3 separate regions of the Homo sapiens genome follow, and all the other regions are linked to region 3. The links are chromatin loops, found by intact Hi-C in ENCODE. Cell type or tissue: IMR-90. All regions are shown on one strand. Each heading gives the region's core, and the rest is flanking DNA. Links, peaks and the distances in the headings are about the cores only.

Region 1 (7,950 bases), core at 1,011-6,010, 78 kb after region 3:
CTCCAAAATGGTGTGCAAAGAAAACGCTGTGTTTCCCAGTGGCTAACTTCGTACTTAATTGGATCATTTTTACAATAAAGAGGATTCTTTTCCCCTCAAGTTCTAAAAATAGCAGGAGACCGCACAGTTTGGGCTTTGGATTATTGGCTTCTTTCTTTGTTTAGTTGGGAGATAATATTATTCTATTGTCAGATTGATGCTGGTTCCTTCTAGCAGTGAGTGGGCTTAACACAAAAGGTGTTCTCTGGGCCAATTTAAACCAGCAGGTAGAAATTGTTACACATCTGAATCAAAACACAGGAAAAGTATATGCCACTTGCCTTGATAAACTCCCACTATTTATTATCTGGGATTGAGGTTTTTAAAAGCAACCACTCTGTAGAGTTTAGGCATTCAGCATCTGATTATTACTTAGTGCCTGAACTCTCTTTACAGCTCCAGAATAATTAAAATGCAAAAAAGGGAGTGCAATGTCATAGGAGAATTTGAATTTTTAAACACCCAGGTTAAAGCATGCGAAATGTAATATTCTCTCTGCAGAATGAATTATTTCCTTTCCACTAAGAAGTCGGTTAGAACTTCAATCGAGAGAACACACAGAGCAAACTGGGTGATCAACCTGCCTTGTGAAAACATTAGGTTGTGCATATTGTGATTATGCACTTGACTTTACAAATCAAGGGCTAAGCTATACAAGGTTTTTAAACTTTGTACCTGATGAAGACCAAAATACAAGGAAACTATCCTGTAACTGGTGAGGCGGCAAGAGGAGAGAAGTCAGTGGTGCTGTCCCCCAAAGTTCTAAAGGACTTCTCGGCTCCATTGTGGCACTAGAAACCAGGGTTTGGTCCATCAACTCCTTGCTTGTCCTGAGGACCCAGTCCCAGAAAGATGGTGTTCGGCCCTGCAGTACCTCAGGATTGTTGCTTGGATTGAATCACACCCAGACACTTCTACAACTCAGAGCTCACTCTCCTCTGAGGAAATACCTCAAACCCAGTTGAAAGGGAGGCCAGCTCTGTCAGCATGTGACAAAAAGGAAAAAGACATGTCATCTTCCTAGGATCCTTCTAGAAACCCAATTAACCTGGAGGCCCAATGTACAGAACCTGTATAGCAAAAGGCAATAGCCTCGACACACTCTGCTCAGAGAACCCAGCACGCCTGGTCTCAGCACCATTACCAGGAATCAGACCCTGCTATTTTGGAAGACGAGGAAATACTGCTAGTAGGGATGGTGAAAAGTAGAACAGAACACAAGGAGGAACATTCCAGCAGGTCCTGGGAGGAGCCAGCATCACTGCTTCAGCCAAGGCTTTAGAGGGCCTGTAAGGCTAGGCTACAGCTCTCATCCCAGGCATTCACTGGAACTAACGTGGAAAGCATTAAAAATACCCATACCTGGCCTCATTGCTGAGATTCTGATGTAACTGGTCTGGAATGTGACCTGGGTATCAGGATTTTTAAGATTCTCAGGCGATGCTTTTGTTCAGCCAAGGTTGGGAAAGACCAGAGTAAGGCTGACACGTTTCCGGCAGCTTCTGAAAGTTAGCGAATGTCAAACACTGGGAAGCTGCCCGTGGCTGACATTAAATTGACTATAGAGACAGGAAATCTGAATCAAATCAAGAAACACTGATGGAGCCCAGACTTCTGGATGAGCACAGGAGATGATGAGTGGGTGAGTCTTCTCTGCAGAGGAGCAGGGCTGGTTTCCTGGAAGTATCTCAGTGCTTATCAGAAGCTACCATTCTACATGTATTCACATTTAGAGTTGCTTGATAAAGCACAAAATGCCCAGTTAAACATGAATTTCAGAGAAACAATTTTTTTGGTATAGTTATATCTTAACCATTGCATGGGATAATAATTTTTAGAATAAGTATGTCCCAAATGTTGCATGGGATAATAGTTTTTAGTATAAGTTATGTCCCCAGTATTGCAGGGTCCATACTTACACTAAACTTACATTGTTTGCTGTTTATCTGAAATTCAAATCGAACTGTGCGTCCTGTATTTTTATTTGCTATATGTGGCCACTCTATTCATATTTATTCTTTACCATCATCATAGGCATATTTATTAATCTCATGTGTCAGCCACTGTGCTAAGTATTTAGCATACTGTAGCACATTTAATCTCCCCAGAAACTACCATTGTGCAGATCTGGAGGTTGCCTGTAGCATAATAAAGACTTCTTAAATGATTGCAATCGTTACTGTCATGACATTCTAACAAGTTGAAGGCAAAGGAATCTTTGAAATACTCATATTAAAATGAAACCAAAAGAAACTCTTCATGTAGGAATTTCGTGCTCAGTTTTTTAAGCCACAAGTAAATCAGTTTAGAAAATAAGGGTTAATGAGGGACATTCCCCCTCTACTCCCCATGCTTTTTCTTCTCTTCTTGTCATTCTACCCACCTCTCAAGTATCTTGGGCCACCATAATTCTCAGACTTAATGGTGACCAGATAAACTGGCTGGGCTATGGTCAGGTCAGGAGATACATACACAACAGGCTACGCCATATGGGTAGCCAATTCCTATTGTGATTTTTTGGGGAAACGTAAATGTCATTTGGATAATTTATACTAAGAAATACAGATACTACAAAACCATTAAAACAAGTATACAAAGTTCAAATAGAGAAGGGGGTGATATAATTTCCTAAGAAAACCTAGGCTGAAGATAGCTAGTGTACAGCAATTTAATGTTAAATAAAACTACAGGTTTCCTGGTAGTCAAGGCAAAAAGGGAAGCAATCTATTTCTGCATTCCCTATCCAATAACAGGAAGCACACTTAATCAGGAGAGAGAAATTTCCCCTTGGCAATGATACTACTATATCACTTGCTTGTTAATAAAATAAGATTCCCTGGACAGCATAGTAGACTGGGTCTATTTTTATATCTCACTGAAGACACAGATGCTTTCTGGGTTCCAAATATTCTTAATGATAAAGTCCCTGAAGACAAGCAGTTGAGAAGCAAATATTTAAAACATGTTTAAGGAAGAAAGTTTGGGTTCTAGCAGTTTTTACAAAGGCCAGCTGTCGCACTGACTAAAACTTTGAGAATTACAACTACAGGCCAGGGTTCACCAGAATCCTTCCTTCTTCTCACGTAATACTTTTATCTTTGGAACACTTGTAACATTTTGTAAGCATCTGCCAAACCCCTGCCTTTTGCACGTGAGCAGATTTTTGCAGCAGGAAGGCTGAATCTTGGAGAGAGACACTGCCCTGGGGCTACAGGCAGCTCTAGGAAGCATTGCCTTTGGGTTTGTTCTCTTGTCCCCCAGCAAGCTTTTCTCCTCCATATGGTCAAGGCCAAGCACAGAGGGACAGTGCATTTCCCTGACAGTAATGACGTGAGCCTCCTGGGTGAAATAGCTAGAATAACTCCCAATTGATGGGGCTTTTGCTTTTTGTTACATTTCTTCATCTGCTTTCCCAGTTCAAAAATTTTATATTTGTTTCTTGTTTATTTATTTTTGTGGAGATGGGGTCTCACTGGGTTGCCCAGCCTGGTCTCAAACTCCTGGGTTGAAGTGATCCTCCTGCCTCGGCCTCCCAAAGTGCTGGGGTTACAGGTGTGAGCCACTACACCCGGCCCCAGTTCAAAAACTTTAAATGAAGTGACCAATTGGAAGCAAATTCCCTGTGGACATTCTCTTTCTTTGTGAATTGTGTTTGTTACTGAGCAGAAAAGATTTTTCTTAAAAAATTGGAAAATTATGATAAATGAAAGAGCATTTGCTCAACACTAGAAAGCTCACATGCAAAAGTTCAGTCCAATAAAAAAACCAGAGCCATTAAGTATTGGAGAGGAGGCAAAAAGCATATATACGTATGAAACGTAAAATATATATATTATACATATTTCTATATAATAGAGGAGGAAAGTCACTACTCTGAATGGATGATTTAGATTACTACTAGTGACTAAGTCCAAACTCTTTGGCATAGGAACTAGGCCTGTTTGTCTGAACTTGGCCTCAGCCTTCCTTACTGATCTCTAGTCACACTCACATCATATGTTCCTTGACTCTATCATGCATCTTGTACTTCAGGACCCTTCTTTATAACAGCAGTTTCCACTGACTATGAGACTCTGCCATTTTCTCTCCAACTATTGAATTCCTACTTACGTTTCAAGAACCAGATTAAACAACACTTCTTCCTCCATGAAGTCTTCCCAGAATGCCACAGGCATGGTTATTGGCCACCTTGGTATTTTATATAGACCTATAACACTTCTTACATTGTATAATTATGCATTTGAATCTATTTCCCATTCTAAACTACACATCTTCTATTCAGAAGTTTTGTTTTTTGTGTCTCCAATGTTGAAACAGTATCCAGCTCAAGTCTCAAATATACATGTATTGCATTTAATTTGAAATCAATTCAGACAAAAAGGAGGCCCGCGTTAGTTAAATGATATAACCCACGCTCTAACACAGGATTTCTTAAATCTTGTTTGGAGACAGACCAGCATGACTCCAGTTACTTGCGTGGTGTCATAAACTATTAAAGAATTCTCAAAATGAAAAAAAAAAAACTGAGTTTATTTTAATTTTAAAAAATTAAAATAAAAGTTTAAGATTATTTAATTTAAAAAATGCCCTTACATACAGCAGACTGCCCCTTGAAAGGGAAAAGAGTCCCCAGATCAGAGAATGCAAATGATACAATGTTACGAAGTTCTGTTTTCTGGGGGCTACTGATGAAGAGAGAGAGAGAGTAGCTAAAGATGAAGTGGGGTAAAGACGAAGGGCGGGGCAGAGGAAAGGGGAAGGAAAGGAGGACAGGCAGAAACTGTTTAAATTAGTTCTGAATTTATTATATGCTTTTTGTAAGTTTGGTGTTAACTTATAGCTTTTATTACATATCATGGGTTTTTGTTTGTTTTTGTTTTTGTTGAGACAGAGTCTCGCTCTGTTTCCCAGGCTGGAGTACAGTGGTGCAACTTCGGCTCACTGCAACATCCACCTCCCAGGTTCAAGCGATTCTCATGCCTCAGCCTCTGGAGTAGCTGGGACTACAGGCGCCCGCCGCCAGGCCCAGCTAATTTTTGTATTTTTAATAGAGATGGGGTTTCACCATACTGGGCAGGTTGGTCTTGAACTCCTGAACTCAAGTGATCTGCCCACCTCAGCCTCCCAAAGTGCTAGGATTACAGGCGTGAGCCACTGCACCCAGCCATGTTGTTTTTAGATAATAGGTCATGTTTAAATGTTTTGAATCTATTGACTTGACTTGAAAAAAAAAAAAATAGCACAGAGCAGAAGATGTAAAACATGTTCCCTCGCCAGGTAGTAATCTGCCAACCATTCTTTTTATTTCTGTATTCCCTTCTTAATTTAGCACTGGGCCTCACTTTACTGGAAAGAATACAGCACAAATAATTTATACTAGTTGTTTTTTCTAACTTTGGTGGTACATTATATTCAGTCTCTTTCTTCCTCCTGGTAACGTCAGCTGTTGTACACTTATCTCCAGCTACCTGAAATGGTACAGACCAAAGCTTTGGGCTGCAGTGTCACTGGTTTATATATTTCATCTCCTTTAGCACTTGCCTCTGAGTGTTGTGGGAAGGAAACTGAGGCAGAGAGATGTAGTCACTTGCTCAAGCCCAGGCAGTCTACTCCAGGGGGCCAGCTCTTCACCACCACACTCTCCTGTCTCCCAGGGGAAAAGCCAAGCTCTGGGATGTACCAGAAAGAGAGGGCTTCTGCAATGGATTGGCAATGTATGGTCATTGCATTAGAGGCATCATCTCCACAGATGCTAAGGTCATGCAGGAGGATGGGTGAGAAAGAGAACAGGGACCTAAGCCTAGATAGAGATCTGATTAGTGGGTGTCAGTGATGAGGATAGACAGGTATAGTCAGGTATGCAAGCCTCCTAAGAAGAGTTTTTATTTTGTTTTACATGAAGATGAAAGTACATTCAGCCTATTTATTCTCTTATTTCCTTTTTAAGTAACATGATAAATCCCTTCCACAAAACTCTTCACTAGCTCCTAACATCTCCTGACTTAAGGTTCTGCCTTGACATCATCTCCTTCACCTTCCATGTCTAATCCCTGACCAGGTCCATCAGTTTTACATCCTGAAAGGACCTCGAAGCATCTCCTTTCCCTCATGGTTATTGCCACCATCCGACACTTCTGCTGCCCCAAGCACCATCGACTCCTCTCCAACGAGTGCAGCGGCCCCGTAACTGGACTCCTTACATCTCCACTCGAATCCCACGCCCTCCAATCTCCTCTCTGCACACTGGCATCCATAAATCCTTGTCAAAGTGGAAATCGGCAATTAGGGCAGCCACTAAGGATGGTTCATTGCGCAACTCAAGAAGGTGCTATGTGCAATGTAGCCATGATTCCAGGAGTCAACCTTCATTAGCATGAAATGTGAAGGGTGCCCCTGGGGTAGGCAATGCTGCAGTGCTATATGTGCAGGCCGGAATGGGATCGGGAAGGGGCAGTACTGCCCACCCAGAGGTGGTCCAGCTGGATAGAAACCTCATCTGTATTTAGAAAGGGCAAAAAGGCAGGGGAGGGGCAGTTTGGAGTTTACAGAAAACCGAGCCTTCATGTTTGAGAACTTCTAGTCATCCTGTTCTTCCCCCACTAAGTCTAGGCAGGTATGTGAATGGAAAAGCAAGGTTGTATATGTCTCTGCTGTTTCACCTGCTCCCAGGCAAGTACAAGCCACGGACCAGGAAAAGCAAAGGCTTGGTCTCCTGATGCCCCCAAGGAGCTGGCCTGAAGTGCAGAGTCTGTGTGCCTGCCTGGTTTTTGATGATATTCCCTGCCCTGGCCATCACCGCAGGCAGCAGCCCACCCAGAGAGAGAAGCAGCAGAACAGAGTGGACCCTGCTGGGTTGGTACCCCTCTACCCTGGTCCTCTGTGCTTCAGCCACCTCAAGACTTAGCTACTATACACTCAGCCCCATTCAACTTTCGGCTCAAGTGGCACTGGCTCAAAGCCCCTGCTCAATGCCCCACAGCCCCATGCAGATTTATTTCAATGCACATGCCACTTGGCCGTGTGTCACTGGATCCAATGCCTCTCTCCTAAGAGACTGTATATCCATCAGAGCAAGGACTGGATCACTCTTGTGAGATATCAGATTTCCTGAGCTGGCATAGTCTGGCCCATGGGGACACTGGGTGGGTGTGCTCATACACAGTGTCTGCATCATTTCTGATAAATGAATAAATGCATGAAAATTGCTAATGCCTTGGTTTATTTATGTGATTTTCATCTCTATTCTGGACAACTGCTGCAAACTCCCACCTAGACTCTGAAACTAGTCTCTGTGCCTCCAGTCCACCCTCTGCACTGCCATCAGAGTTATGTTTTGCTAATATGATCCTGTCTAATTTTCTCACTCCCCTGTTCAATCCCACTGGTTGCCTACAGCCTCCAGGATGCATTTCAATTTCCTGATGGCAAGGAGGTTCATCATCATTCAGCCTCACCTTTCTCATCAGCTTCCTATGGCCCCGAGGTCCCATCCTCTATGTCCACCAACAGTAAACTCCTGATACATCCCTTTGTAAGGCTGACCATATTCTTTGCCTTCATTGAAATGACCTCGCACTTTCTTGGCCTGGCAAACCCTTTTGTGTACTGCAGACAGACCCAGCTGAAGTCTTACTTCTGCTGATGTTCCCTGAACCCCAAGGCCAACTCAGCAGCTTCCTGCCTCAAGTTTCTCCAACTCTATCCCAACCCCTATCATAAGGCAAAACACATTTTTAGGGCATTAATTATTCAGTTGTTTGTTGCCAATCTGAACCCTTGAGGGCAACGCTTATTCATCTCTCTCCAGTGCTGAGCACAGAGCCTAGTGAATGGAATTATTGAATGAATAAATGAACAAATAAAAGAACACAGGAATGACTTACAGGGAGCAGAAAATACAGTAGAAAATAA
Region 2 (7,950 bases), core at 1,083-6,082, 660 kb after region 3:
AAATTTAAGTTAGCTGGTGGCAGGTGATTTACAATTGACTAGTAATATAAGAATAAAAATTGAGAAATACTCCCAGAAAAAAGAGAAAATAGAGGAAAACAATAAGAGAAGAAATTGATGCAAACATGACAATAAAAGTCTTCAAGACAGACATTTCGAGCAGGGGATTGCATTTTCCATGGGGCATAGAAAAGGGGGTTCAGTTAGGCAACATTTATTTAAATTTTATTTAAAGAAAATGATGAGTTGAACTAACCACTGAAACACTTGTGCCTCATAAAGGAGACAAAATGGTACAGTGCCTACCAGAAACGGCATGGATGTTTCTCAAAAAATGAAAACAGAATTGCCATATTATCCAGCAATCCCACTTTTACTTCTATATCCAAAAGAATTGAAAGCAAGATCTCAAAGAGATATTTGCACACCCATGTTCACAGCAGCATAATTCACAATAGCCAAGAGGTGGATGCAACCCTAGTGTCTACCAACAGAAACAAAATGTGGTCTATCCATACAATGGATTATTATTCAGCTTTAATAAAAAGAAATTCTGACACATGCTACAACAACATAAACCTTCAGGACATTATGCTAAGTGAAATAAGGCAGTCACAGAAAGAAAAATACTGTATGATTCCCCTTATATGAGGTACCTGGAGTCATCAAATTAATAGAGATGAAAATACAATGGTGGTTGCCAGAGGCTGGGGGAAAAGGGAAGTGAGGACTTGTTTAATAGGTTCAGAGTTTCAATTTTGGTAGATGAAAAAGTTCTAGAGATCTGTTGCACGACAATGTGAATGTACTTAACACTACTGAACTGTACACTTAAAAAATGATTGCAATGGTTAATTTTATGTTATTGTGTTTCTTTACTATTAAAAAACTTAATTTTTTTTTAAAAAAGAGACTAGAAGGAAAAACTCCAAAATAGTTATGGTGACGAGCTATGGCATCATGATGTTGGATGATTTTTTCCCCCTTTTATCTGTGCTTTGATGTGTCTGTGTCTTTTTGTTTTTAGTTTGTTTTTATATTTGGAAAATATTAGTTTCCTATAATTTTAAAAGAAATGGGAGTTAGTTGGGTCAAAAATAATAATAATTACCTTAATATATTTAGACAAGGATTTTTTAAGTCTATAAGTAGGATGAAGGAAATAATTAAAGCATCAAAACAAATATATTAGAAAATAGAAAACCATAGCATTATTTACAAGCCCAAGAGTGCAAGTTTCTTGAAAAAAAAAATACATATATATATAAAGAGAATAGCTTTGCCAAATATAATCAATAGAAAGGGATGAGGAAAATGTCCATTAAATGAATTATGAATGTTAAAATAGCAGCTGCTGAAAAAAATCCTTTGAAACTGCAAGAAATAACTAAGCAGGCACAGCTGTAATATATTTGAAAATCTAGATCAGGCTTAGCAAACATTATCTGTAAAGGATCAAATAATGAATATTTTTAGCTTTGTAGGCCATGCAGTCTCTGTAGCAACCACTCAACTTCTGCCATTATAACTTGAAAGCAGTTACAGACACTATTTAAATGAAAGGGTGTGGCTGTGTTTCCATAAAACTTTAGAAAAGCAGGCAGGAGGCCTGATTTGGCCCACAGGTCGTAATTTGCTAAGTGATAGAGGCTGGGGTCACTTTTCCTTCACGTTCTAAAATTTGGCCTCCCCACATCACTGTGACAACCTTCACCAAGGTAATAAAGAGCTGGAGCTACTGTATCTTTTTCTCCTGGGCCACTGACATCCTCATGGATAGCATTCCTAATTAGATACCACTAAACAAACACTGATTCTGGATACTCAGAATCCATAGGCATCCCGCTTCCACATTTTATATTTTATATTAAAAAACCAAAGTGTCATAAACCTTAGAGGGCAAACAGAGGCAAAGTAAAACTTCCATCATGGTCTATCAGTACTCACAACTTCCATCATGGTCTATCAGTACTCACAAAGACTCTCTTTTCAGGAAATATCTCAGGCCCACTCCTTGACATAAGGAAAACTATAGAATATGCCATTCTAAAAGCTTTTGAACATAGGAACCAAGGCTCTAGGTTTTGGTGAAAGTATTAATTAGAGTAAGAGGCTCTAGCCAGGGGTGAGAGGGAGCACAAATACAGAAACAAGGTCTTCCCTTTGCTATAGCGATCCGGTGCAGTTACCCCAATTGAGGTTCAGGTTCGACATTCTCCTTTAAGTCCCTTTTTTATTTAAAAAAAAAAAAAAAAAGTCAGCAAGTAGTAAACAATCTGAAAAATCCCATAAGAGAGTTCATGGAGTTTTCAGATGAGGAAACTGGGCAAGCCATGAAACTTGTATTCAAATGCCAGAACTGTGGGCCCTGATGATTTTGAAGTAGATTTGGTTCAAACTTTCAGGGCCTGGATAATTCCAAGTCAAAAACTCAGAAGTTTGAATATAAAAACATGAAAAGTTATGCAATTAATTTCAGAAAGCTTCAACAGAATCAGAATCTCCAGAGGTAAGCTCTGGGACTCTATATTCCCCCATAATTCTGATGCAGCATGTCTTGGAGCTAGCATTTGAGAACCACTGAATTCAAGAGTTAAATATAAAAATCAACCAAAGACAATGATTAGTTAATTAGCAACAATCGTATGGGAGGGGGTTTCTGGAAGCATTTTCGCACATAACCAGTGAGAGTGTAAATCACGATAATTCGTCTGGAAAGCAATTTGGCAAATGTATCAAGGACTTTAAAAATGTTTATAGATGTTGATACCTGCGGAGGAGGGAGGGCTACCCGGCTGCTGCTGGGAGCAGGGGTTTAGAGGAGGAGACGCTAGGCTAAGCTCAGGCCGCTGAGGAAGGGGCGCCTCCCAGCTGTTGCCGGTGTGACCGACCGGCCCCAGGAGGATGCTTCTGGAAGTGCGGAAAGAAGTTGGAGGCTGCCACCAGCCGCTGCAGCCAGAGTGAAGCGCCCCTGCATCCTGACGAAGCAGCAAGCCAATCGAGATGAACCCCTCTCTCCCGTCCAGTTGTCCCTCTCCAGTGCCCCCTGCTGGCAAAACACAACAGGAAGCAAGAGAGCAAAGGAGTTTTCAGCACAGCAGAAAGCGATGAATTTGGAGCTGCCCGATAATCGCCGAAAAACTGACAGCACCTGAAATCTCTTTATAAAATTCCCCTCACGTGTACAAAACATGCAGGATATTTCAAAAACCAGAGTCTTGATTGCCCAAATCTTAAAGGAAAGAACTAAAAAACTAGCGTTAGAGGTTCCTTTCAGAGTGATTTCTGGAAGCCAGCAGGATTTCACTTCATTAATATAATTATTTTATTACTTGGACTAATCAACATTTTGTCATCGGGCTGGCTTGGGAGTTTTGAGGACAAAGATGTCGCTTTCCCATAGTTTTATTTCTCCTCATTTTTCTATACAAAGTGCATGATATAGTATTACTTCTACAAAACAGCAATTCTTATCACCAGTTGTAAGAATTTAAAACTAAGAGCGTCTCCATTATAAAATATCTATAATGTAAACTGACATAAACCAAGAAAACCTCAGGCAGCTCTCAGATATGGTTACAAACCGAAAGAATAGGGTGATGTTGACACCATCCTGTTATGATCAGCTGGTTTGCACTGAGCCCAGAAGACAAAGGGTACACACAATTTGTTGAGAAGAACATTTATTATGACGGCAGGCTTCTTGTGTGCTAATTCACTTTTGACGGGGTTGTGTAAAAATCTAAGAGCACTTAGCTACTTACTACTTAAGCAACAAGAGTAATGTTCTGTTTACAGAGGGAAAGTTGTTTGAACTTGACCATGATCATACCATGGTATGTTTACCATACCATGTCTTGGCACGGTAAAATACAAGATTTTAAACTTGACTTCTCCATTGAGAAAATCAAAACAAAACAAAAGAACTGGTTTGCCTTATTGAATAATGAATCTGAGACTTCTCAGAAATGATCTAATGTGATATGTTTGTCCATTTGGAGAACATTTCAAAGAGATTTCAAGTTTCCATCTAGCTTTTCTTTTATTTTAGCTTCTTGTGTTATAAATTTGTCCCATAAGACAACGACTCTGAAACTTACCATCAAGGAAATCTTATAAAGCCAGGTTCCTGTCTGGTGGGATAAATTTAGACTCTAGAAAATGCAAAAAAGTATGTGTCCCACCATCCAGAATTCTGGGTGTGTGACCTAGAGAAAGACTGGCATTTGAATACAAGGAATTATATACAAGTGCTATTTATTTCAGCACTATGTATGAGTAAAAGGGGAATTTGGAAGCAATCTGAATATTCAACAATGGTAAAGGAATTAATACAGGCTATTACATCCATGTGATAGACTGTCATACAGCAGTTGAAAGTATTAAGCTAAACATGTATATAAGTAAAACACATATTTACATATTTATGCATATGTTATACATGTATGTATATATACATATGGATGTATGTCATATATATATGTATGTCAAAACTATGATGAGTAAAAGAGCAAAAAGTTTCATTGTACAATGTGAGTCCACACTATACCACACTCAGGCTATTTTTGCCTGTGGAAGAAAGGCAGGGGCTTGAGACCCAGGTAATGGTTAAAGGGAACTTTAGCCAAATATAATTTTTTTTTTGTCTTACAAATAGTGGTTGAAACAAATATTACAAAATAATAACAGTTTTTTTAACTTTATAGTGAAAATGTATTTTATATTCTCCTTTCTAGTTTTCTGCAAATTCTAAATTTCTTACCAACTGCCCCCCACCTGCCCCCACCAGACTTCATGCTAGCTACAGGATCCCAAAGATGTGTTGCTGTCTCCATCTACTTTCTTCCTTGTTATTTGAGCAGTAGCAAGGGTAGGTATATGTTCCCTTGAGCATCTGATGGCTTCTGAACATGCCAGGGTTTCAGTGATTTCAGCCAAGGCAACGAAGTTTAAACTGTTCCACAGAGAGGGAGTAAAACATTTGCACCACAAAAGGCACGTTGTGACATTAGCTATTGCTGTATAGCAAAGCATCCCAAAATTCAGTGGCTTAAAACAATAAGCATTTATTATTGATCAACAGTACATGGGTCACCTGGATGGGTCTGCTAACTTGGGCTAGACTTAGCTAATCTTGGCTGGCTTGTATATGCATCTGTTGAGAGCTGGCAGGTAGGCTGGGGGTTGGCCAGTCTAAGATTTTTTTTTTTCACATGTTGGCCAGTCGGCTGATTGTTGGCAGTGGTAATAAGAATAACAGGCCATGTGGCTCTTATCGTCTGCAGGTTAACTGGGATTTGTTCACATCTCAGCAAGTTTCCAAGGGAAAGAATGGAAGGGAGTGACTTCTGCCATATTGCCTTGGCTAAAGCAAGTTATAAGACCAGACTTTTCTTTGCCCTTTTCAAGAGCAAAGAAAATAGACCCCACTTCTTTATTAGAGGAACTTCAAACTCACATTTCACAGGTTAGGAAAGGGAGTAGTGGTGGTGGTGGTGTTAGGTGTGTAAAGATTTAGAAACATTTTTAAATCCATCTATCACACCATGGCTTCTTGTGGACCACCAAATTAACTAAGAGTCCCTGATTGGTTATATTTCACATGCTACAGAATATAAAAGACAAGATGAAATATCATATATCAGAAGAAAATCTTACTAGGTTTTCCCTCCAATAGAGTGTTTTCGGTTTTCAGACTTTGTTTTGTATACTGCCCAAGCACGTTTAAACAGCCTTTATCCTCTGACACTAATAGGTGTGTTTCTATGCAGCTCACAAATCATCTCACCCAAAATTATTTTCTGGATACTAATGGACGACTAATAGAGGCTGGTGACCTGAAATTGTCTCAAAAGTCACCTTTACAATAGTGAAGATTGAGCAGTAAATAGAGCCTGCAGGCTGGTGTAATTTACCTTGTGCCAAGCCATATCTCCAAAATGGCTTATTAAATCATCCCACTGAGAGTTGTAAATCTAAGTGGGAAAAGTACAAATCAATAGAAAAACATAGTCAAGCACTTTACTACCTATGATTTTCATGATCCTCTGGAAGGATGAAGATTGATGTTGCAAAGAAATTCCAAAACATGGAAGACTTGTAAAGATTAACTGGCTCTGGTTTGCTTTAGTCTTAACAATTCATTTTATTCTTGCTGTCACTAACCTCTGTGAATTAACCTTTTTTGCTTATATCACAGTATCAGTATATACTTATTCCTTATGCCCTATCTTGCTAAGCAGGAGAATCAGAAAGCCAAAAAGTTTGAAGATCTGTCAACCCCATATTTGCTTACAAAGGAAGCTGTATAAAGGCACAGGTTTTCTGACCTTCAGAGGAGGTATGAACTCAGAGGAATGACAAGAGGAACCTTGGCCTGTTTTAAGCAGTGATGCTTGAAAGAAGCCTCACTGGAGTATTGGAATAAGTAGCCTTTCAGCTCTCAAAAATGGGTTTTCATAGTGTATTTTCCTTGAGTTTTAGGCACAGCCAATTTTTAGAGACCCCTTTCTAAAAAGTGAGATATAATTCCCTGTTTTAATCTATTCTCACATTGCTATAAAGAAATACCTGAAACTGTAATTTATAAAGAAAAGAAGTTTATTTGGCTCATGGTTCTGTAGTCTGTACAGGAAGCATAACACCTTCTGTTTCTGGAGAGGCCTCAGGAAGCTTTCAATCATGGCAGAAGGCAAAGGGGGAGCAGGCTTCTTACATGGTAGGAGCAGGAGCAAGAGAGAGAGGTGGGAGGTGCTACACACTTTTAAACAACCAGATCTTACGATAACTCACTCACTATCACAAGATCAGCACCAGGAGAGTGGTTCTAAACCATTCATGAAGGATGACCCCCATGATCCAATTACCTCCCATCAGGCCCCGCCTCCAACATTGGGGATTACAGTTCAACATGAGATTAGGCAAGGACACAAATCCAAACCATATCATTCACATACCATAAAATTTACCCTTTAAATGCTGACAATTCGGTGGTTTTTAGTATATTCAGAGTGGTATAATGATCACTACTGATTCCAAAAATATCCATCACCCCCCAAAAAAAGCTCATATCTATTAGCAGTTAGTCTCAATTCCCTCCTCTCCCTATCCTCTGACAACCACTAATCTACTTTCTAGCCCCATGGATTTGCCTATTCTGAACATTTCATGTAAGTGGAATCATACAATATGAGGCCCTTGTTTCTGGCTTCTCTGGGATCCTTTTTGATGAATGAAAGAGCACATGAACCTGATGTTCCTGACTCTCAGAGTGTCCTTGCTCTTTCTCTGCCTGCCTGGAGGCCTGTTTCAGCCTGGCAACCCATTTCCACAGAAGCTCAAAAGCACAAATCCAGCTCCTCAAGCATTAAGCGAATGTCTGACATTTGAGCAGCAATGAAGGGCAGGCTCACAAAGCACATCACCCAGCAAAAATGCCCCTGCCCCGTTTTCAATACTTCTCTTTTTTCTGAAACAAATCCTTCTTTACTTTTCTTTTCCTTTCCTCCTCAGAAATCTCTGCCACCCCCTTGAGCCACAGCTTAACCTCCTCCCCAGATGCTTCTCCAAACTCTTCCTTTTGGTATCTCACTTAACAGCCAGAAGCACGGGCTCATCGTGGGCGAGACCACACCACACCTTGCCCCCCAAGGGCCTCCTGGGGGCACTCCATTTGTCTCATCACACACACATTCCAGAACAGGACCCCCTTCAGGTTTTGTGGGGCCTCAAGTTTCTGTAATCGTGGTGGCCCTCTTTGAGAAATAAAGCACACAATTATGCCTACAAAACTGAGGGCTTGGAATAGGTGCACACAAGCAAATGAGGAGCCCTGAAGTTTCAGCTTCACCAGCTCCACGGTCATTCTACCTCTGCTCCAAAGCCAACACCATGGATTGTTGGAACATCTGAGTAATGCAAATGTTTCCTGGCCTCACAGGCCAGGACTCT
Region 3 (7,950 bases), core at 1,077-6,076:
ACCTTCTGAAAATGTCCCTCAACTCTCTTCCCAATTAAACAGACGGAAAATGTATCTCATGGAAGGAGAAAATTAGAAAACCCATGAAAGACCAAAAGAGATTCTTCAAAACCATTTTCCAAACACAATTGGGTATTGTCTGAAAAAGAGGAAAGTGTCATTAATTATCTGTTCATTGGAGGGGGGCAGGGATGAGCTGAGGGTTCTAAATACTATGAATAAAAGAAGGCAAAACGTCTGGTCTCTCTGGATCAGGCAGGTTTCAATGAGAAGAGGGAATCCGAGCAAAGACTTGAAGGAGGAGAAGACATGAACCATGCAAATACCAGGGGAAGTGATTCAGGTCCAATGGAAGAGCCAGTGCGCAGATCCTAAGGCAGATATCTGCTTGCCACATTTAAGGCTGGTGGATCTGAAGTGGAATGAGCAGTAGGAAATGATGTCATGGAGGTAATAGGCCAGGTCCTGAAGGGCCTTGTCGACCATTCACTGTGAGGACTTCGCCTTTTTTTTTTTCCTGAATAAGATGAGGGGCCACTGGCTTAATGTACTCTAGTTTATGTCTCTCAGTCTGTTTCTCTCTCTCTTTTTTTTTTTTTTTTTTTTGGATAAATAGAACAACACTGAGTCCAAACCAAAGAGTTATTTCCATTGATTTATTGGCAATTATTCTGGGCATAGAAGGTCCCCATCAAACATTCTATCTCAGTTTAGTAGATGGTTACATGTTTATTTGAGGAAAACTATGGCAGTTTTTGCTGGCTGCTATCCAATAGTCAGCTTCCCTTCTTCCTTGGTAAAATAATCTCTCTTTCAAAAAGTATGAGTATGAGCAGTTAAAAGGCTATGTTTCCAGTCTTGGAGCTCACTGAAGCCATGTGATTAAGCTGTGGGCAATGATATTGCAGTGAAAATATTGAATGGGATTTCCATGAAATTTGCTTTATGCTGAGAAATCATATGTCTTTCCTTATTTCTGTCTCAATCCTTTTCCTATTCTCTGGAATGTAGAGGTCAGTGTCATGGATTCATAGGCTACCTTACAACATGAGATGAACTTGAAATTAAAAGCAATTCACTATAATGGTAGAACAGAAAGTTCCCTTGGTGACTGTGCAGTGTCCAACCAAGCCTTGTCCTACCCAACTTCCCTTTTTTTTAATAGGACAGATAAACTTCTGTCTTTTAACACCACTGTTTATTATCATTATTATATATAACTGTTACTATTAATTTTCTATTACAGGTCATAGAACCTAACCCAAACAGAGAGAGTTAGGATGTTTTATCCCTATGATTTCTTTTTATTAATTTTGTAGCTTTTGTTTCTATTTTTTTTTAATCATTCCTTTGGCTTTTAAATAATACATCTCTCTCCCCTAATATTAGCACAATGGATTTAGAAAATCTCTTCACAGGAATAAAAGGAGAGCCAGTTCAAATAATTTCTGCCTATAATTTCTTTTTTTTTCTTTTCTTTTGAGACAAGGTCTCATTCTCCCACCCAGACTGGAGTGCAGTGGCGCAAACATGGCTCACTGCAGCCTCCACCTCCCAGGCTCAAGAAATCCTCCCATCTCAGCCTCCTGAGTAGCTGGGACTATGGGAATGTACCACCGTGTCCAGCTAATTTTTAAATTTTTAATAGAGATGGTGGTCTCCCTATGTTGCCAAGGCTGATCTCAAACTCCTGGGCTCAAGTGATGCTCCCACCTTGGTCTCCCGAAGTGCTGTAATTAGAGGCGTGAGTCACCCTGCCTGGCCTGAACTGCCTATAAATAAGGATATCATGAGTAGTGAAACATAAAATCAGAATCCAAGATGAAGGCAAGAGACAAACTGGCTAAAGTTATCATAAACAGAGAGAACAACAATCTTTATCCTGTACTAAATAAGTGAAAAGCATCATTATTAGTAGTAGCATGATTTGTGTCAGTATTATATTTTGTTGGATTATTCCATTATTTTAAGAAAAATTTTTCTGGCTAATTCTCCAAGTCCAGTCATTCTGATAATCCAATTTCAGTTACTGAAAAAACGACAACAGTATCTTATATTTTGAGTGCACTCAGCTTCCAAAGCAATTTGAGATATATTACTGTCTCAAATACTGACAACAATATTGAGATATAGGGTAGTTAAAATGGTAACTCTTACTTAACACTCAAGGACAGTGAGGATCAAAAAGTTTGAGCAACTTGTCCACAGTTGCCCAGTTGGGAAGTTAGAAAAAAAGTTTTAAGAATAATTTTTCTGATTGCTAAATCCAGTATTTGTTTATCCTATGGTTTTTCTCTCTAAAGAATTTCTCAGAGAGCAGAGGGTTGACCACAATCAGTTTGGCCTAAATACGTATTGTGAAAATTCCTTCATTTAGAATTTCAAATAGCATGGGACACTCATGGATTTCTGCATGTATGAACAGATCAGCCAGGTATGAAATAGAGAATTAATTCCTTTAAGCCTTGTATCCAGGGTGCTTGGCCATCAGATAGCTAGTTTTCTGAGCAGAGGTGGGCTGTTCAAGCGGGATCCTAAGCACCCTTAAGCATCAACCAGAGGGGACATTAAGTCCATGCCTGCTCAACATGGAGAGTATGGTTGTGTGTATATTGGATTGGTAGCACTACTCAGTAGGAAAAGACTGACATGAGATCAGATGTGTCTTTCCACACTCATTGTATCCAAAGATGTTTAATCTTCAACATATCACTTAATTTGAAATCAAATATGTAAATGTTAAGAGCATGAAATAGAAGCACCTTCATTTCAGTACAAGCGACCTATGATCCCTGTATTTCCATGAAGATAGCAATAATTCCTATTAGTCTTCCTTGCACAAAAAAACAAACCCATTTGCCTGGATAATTTAATATTTCCTAGGCATATGCCAGGAATGTTATTTTCTTTCCAGCCAAAGATTGCTTAACTCAATCAATGGCAGAAGTAATAAAATTCAGAAGGACCAAAACTGTACTTATTGGTCTTGAATTTGCCTAGTCTACATTGTACATTTTAGCAATTTTTATTTACAGGAAAGGAGCTCATTTTATTTATTAAAGTGTTTCGGGGCCAAGAATTAGGTAGTTGTTTTTTGTTTGTTTTTGGTTTTTGTTTTTTTACTCAAATCCTGTGATCCTCTTATTGTCCGATAACATGAATTTTAAATAATAAATTTTTATTCTTTTCAGCTCTAAATGTAGTTACCGTTAAAAGGACAAAATTCTAACAAATGCATAGATCATTTCATTTATCAGAAATAGGAATTCAATAAATTTTAAGAGAGGCTTGTTTTGTCTGGAAACAACAAAATGTTTTCACTTTGACTGAGTATACAAACACTCCATCATTCCCTGAACATGCACAGTCAGAGGATTCTAAAAAGATTCAAGCATTACCTGCTGCATGTGATTAATTACCATTCTACAAATATCACCTTTGTTTACCACGACAGTCCTCTACAAGGACAGTCACCACCCGTGACACCTAAATCCAAAGCATGTTTCCTAGGGAAGTTGAAAGTAAGATTTATGTTGAAAAGACAGCTTTATATTATGAAAGCAGATGTTCGAAGGCAACACTGCATTTAGTTTGATGTGATGAAATAGAAAGGAAACACAGTGAGAATTAAGGGACCTTAACAGAGGGATGATGCTTATTTTTGTATGTTGTTTTGATAATAACTGCAGTGGCCCCATGTGTCATGCATTGTCTTAACTGGATTTTACCAGGAATCTGTACAGACTTCAATTTATATATTTCACATGTAAACAAACAGAATAAGGCCCTGGATCCATGACGTAGGTAGGCTGTAAAATGACTAACCACTTGCAACCTAGGGAAATATAAAAGACCATAAACCACTGACGTGTTGCATTGATTCCATCTGACTCAGAAAAGTTGCAGGAGGGGGCAGGCTTGTTCCAGGCATGCTACTTGTGAAGTGCCTGTTCTTACATGAAATTCATTTAAAAAGTTGTCTGGTGTTCTCTTCATTACTTTAGACTGGTGATTCTTAATAAAAGTTGTCTGGCGTTCTCTTCATTACTTTAGACTGGTGATTCTTAATGAGGGGGACTTGCCCTTCTGGGGACACTTGGCAATATCTGGCAATACTTTTGGTTGTCACAACTGGGGGGTGAAAAGCAGTGCTTATGACGTCTAGCATTAAGGCCAGGGATGCTGCTAGATATACTTCAAAGTACAAGGTGGCTCTCAAGGACAAAAAATTATCTGGCCCCAAATATCAACAGTGCCGAGGTTGAGAAATTCTGCCTTGGTCATCCATGTTGCTTCCCTGATAGGTTTCTTGCCATCACTGATTTAGGACTGGGGTATTAATTTCGTCATTTGGAACCACAGGAGCCTAGCCCAAAGAGTCCCTGGGATCTAGTCTTTGGCTGCTAGGGATCTGAGGGACCAGACTGGCTTGGTGGCAAAAAGGTCCACATTGCATTCCTCCACTGGAGAGCTATGGGCATGCTGGGCAGGACAAACTTTGCTATGCAAGATTGCCCACGCTCCTCACCACAGTCAGCATTCCATCCCCCAACCACCAAACGCCAGCAGTGCTCGCTCTCATTGCGACAGCTACATCATGCTCATAGCCATTTCCAAATGCCCCAAAAGGGGTGGAGCCACCCCTGGTGTATTAGTCAGCCTTCATGCTGCTGACAAAGACATACCCGAGACTGGGTAATGTGTAGACAAAAGGAGGTTTAATGGACTCAGTTCCACATGGCTGGGGAAGCCTCACCATCATGGTGGAAGGCAAAAGCCACATCTTACATGGTGGCAGACAAGAGAGAAAATAAGAGCCTAGCAAAAGGCGTTCCCCCTTATAAAACCAACAGCTCTCATGAGACTTATTCACTACCACAAGAGAAGTGTAGGAGAACCACCCCCATGATTCCATTATCTCCCACCAGGTCCCACCCACAACACGTGGGAATAATGGGTGCTACAATTCAAGATGAGAGCCTCTTTGATTATCTTCTTCCCACTAGAGGAATACTAATTCCTTATTCCAGGCCCTCAAAACACCTCAATTGCCCCAAAATGTGTGCTCTAAATAATGTTTTTCAATATTCTAATATTTTCAGTATTGCAAGTTGCTACTTAGTGGAATGCAAAATCTCTGCAGTGGGTGGTGGCTAGTATGAAAAGTTAAATAGACTAAAATAGCAAGCATCAGTGTTTGTCATACATACTAACTACAAATATTCTGTTCATTATTGATTGTTTTATAAATATGTACATATGTATGTCCTGAAATGTATTATACAATGTATTTCTAACTGTGGGTTTTGATCAAACAAGATTAAAAGTCAGTGGTCTAGATAGCCTCTCCCTTTTCTACCCAGTCCCTGAGAATAAGAGTTTACAATTTCTCTCTCTCTTGCTCTCAACTCTCATCTTTGAGTTCACAGACCCAAGTCACATTAGCAGTAAGAAGCCCAATCCATTGAACAACCCTTGTGATAAAGCATCTCTCATTTTGTAAACAATAGATGTTATCAAACACAAGAACATGTGAGACCTGCACAGGCTTGGTCTTTGTGCTACAGTTTGAAAATCCTTTAAACAAATCTGACATACATTGTTGAACTGGCTCATGGCTGTTGCCAAAATCTTTTAAAACAGAGTAGAAATGCCATGTCAGCCATGAAACATTTTTCATAATAAAAAAGTACATAATAACAATACCCCACTTACCAACAGCTCAAAATTCATATTTATTCCTGTCTAGTTGCTATAAGTGCACAGACTTTGCTTCAACTTCCATTTCACTGCTGCCTCTTATTAGCTGTTGACCGTGAATGCATTACTTAACCTCTTTTGAATAAGTTGCATCTGCTATAAAATAGGGATATAAATGGATATATAACTACCGACCTTTTACATTTGTTGTCAGGAATAGAGAGAATGTAAGCAAAAGGTGCTAGAAGAGTGTCTTATACGTGACAGGCATTCAACAAATGATCTGATTATTATTCCCAAATCTGTTTTTGCACATCTTTTCTCTAATTCTACTATTTGAACTTTTGTCAGGTGGAGTTCTTCCACAATTTCCATTTTTATTTATTTTTAAAGCCCCTCAAGTGAAGCATGAGATACTACCAATGTAGCACAGAATGCTCTACGTCAGCATTCTCAAACGTTAGCACACATTACAATCACCTGGAGGGCTTGTTAAAACATATTTTCTGATTCAGTAAATCTGTAGAGGGACCTACAGTTTTTCATTTCTATCAAATTCCCAGGTGATGCTGTTGATGCCCAACCATGGACCACTCTTTGAGAAACACTGCTCTACATGAAATTTTATGATAACTAATGCAGTGGCCATTGCAAGAGGAACTAACCAATCCACACCTCATCCATCATGAAAGCCCTGGAGCCAGCTAAACCAAGTTCTAAGACAGGGATAATGAGAGAGCTCCCAAAGGATCAAGAACAGGAACTTTGTTGTAATAACTTTCCCAAGTCAAACTCAGGTCAGGATGGTTGCTTGTAGAATAAGTGAAATATGTACTGCAGTGCTAAGGTTTAAATGTGTTCCCCAAAGTTCATGTGTTGGAAACTTAATCCCCAATGCAACAGTGTCGGAAGGTGGTGCCTAATGAGAGGTGATTTGGTCATGAATAGATTAATGTCCTTATCATGGGAGTGGGTTAGTTATCTTGAGAGTAGGCTTGTTATAAAAGCAAGTTTGGCCCCTTCTTGCTCTCTTGCACTCTATTGCTCTTCTGCCTCCCATAATGCAATGATACAGCAAGAGGACCCTCACCAGATGTCAGTGTCATGCTCTTGGACTCCCCAACTCCAGAACTGTGAGCCAATATATTTCTCTTGTTTATAAATTACCCAGTATTCTAGGCAATTCTGGTATTTTGTTATAACAACACAAAATGGACTAAGATGTGGAGAAAGAGAGGAACAAGATAAAACCCTGCCCTTAGGTCCCAAGAACTTCACTGTCTAGTAGCAAAAGAAAAAGTACAAATACCATGTCTCCATTTTTGAAGTTGCAAAGGTAGTTCTCTTCTCATTCTCATAAGAAAATGTCTTGACAGCTGTTCTTTACAGCCCTCTTTGCATAGAGCTTACCACCCCCTTTATTCTCTATTGTCAACATAAACACACATCCACCTAAATTAATGAAAGAAATAATTATGTTTTTGGTCAGGCAAGAAATTTTCCTTTAGGAACCTCTTATTTTCCATATTCCTTAGAAAACCTCAGCTTTTGGAAAGAGATCTGCTTATTTCCCCATATTCTATTTTTTTTTTTCTTTCTCTGCTTCATGAATAACCCCTATGTCTCCCTACAGGAGAATGAAAACCCTACATCTCTCTGAAATCAGGGGATGGGCAGAACAACATACAGTGAGTTAGGATGTGTTCTATACTATGCTGTCAAGACCTGAAGGAACCGAAAACCATCAGGTGGACAGAAAATTAGAACATGAAAAAACGGGGACTTTCAAGATAAGTTAGAAGTGTCAAAATGAGTATTAGGCTGATTCAGAAAGTAGAGAAATGACGCAAATGATATGCAAGTTGAAGTTTTTCAAAGAAGGCTAACTCACCATGTGGCTGGGACACACTTATCCAGGAGGTCAAAATATGAATGGTAAATGGGTTCAATTAGTATCTTTGTGTTTTTTTCCACAAAAAGCAAAAACATCTGCGTCCCACATTTACTTTGGCAGCATAACCAATAACGCTAGAAGGTACAAACAAGCTGGCCCTAAGAATAATCACAACCCAATGAAACCATGTTTTCATTTGTTTCCACTTCTACTAAACTCTCTCAAGAGCTTAGGCTATTTTAGTCTTCAGATGTAGCCTTATTACACACACAAAACCCATAAGCTAGCAGCTATTAACAACTATTACTTAGACCCACGCCCTCTACTATGGTGGCCGCCAGTACCATGTGATATTT

Evidence for each region. A loop is a pair of places that touch in the nucleus more often than their neighbours do. Peaks named below come from ENCODE experiments on the same cell type or tissue, not always from the same donor. Only the 100,000 strongest peaks of a DNase experiment are listed, where the experiment ranks them.
Region 1: a loop joins it to region 3, with 2.4 times the contacts of the local background. A loop is called at or near these places in 2 of 110 quality-filtered maps.
Region 2: a loop joins it to region 3, with 7 times the contacts of the local background. A loop is called at or near these places in 2 of 110 quality-filtered maps.

The regions. Positions count from the first base shown.
Region 1 is chrX:12,365,852-12,373,801 of GRCh38, reverse strand. The region is part of intron 1 of FRMPD4 (FERM and PDZ domain containing 4); the gene reads right to left. It overlaps FRMPD4-AS1 (FRMPD4 antisense RNA 1), which reads left to right. Exons shown (of 2, transcript NR_046743.1): 2 at 541-2,210. Among named protein-coding and RNA genes, the nearest start is that of FRMPD4-AS1, 5.5 kb to the left of the region's middle. In IMR-90, for the core only: no CTCF peak of the experiment used is centred there; DNase peaks (open chromatin) are centred at 1,471 and 3,111; H3K27ac peaks cover 1,454 bases.
Region 2 is chrX:11,782,783-11,790,732 of GRCh38, reverse strand. No RefSeq gene overlaps it. Among named protein-coding and RNA genes, the nearest start is that of MSL3, 29 kb to the right of the region's middle. In IMR-90, for the core only: a CTCF peak has its summit at 3,038 (motif pointing left); no DNase peak of the experiment used is centred there.
Region 3 is chrX:12,443,520-12,451,469 of GRCh38, reverse strand. All of the region lies in intron 1 of FRMPD4 (FERM and PDZ domain containing 4), which reads right to left. Among named protein-coding and RNA genes, the nearest start is that of FRMPD4-AS1, 72 kb to the right of the region's middle. RefSeq lists an enhancer at 7,539-7,628. In IMR-90, for the core only: a CTCF peak has its summit at 3,912; a DNase peak (open chromatin) is centred at 3,849; H3K27ac peaks cover 970 bases.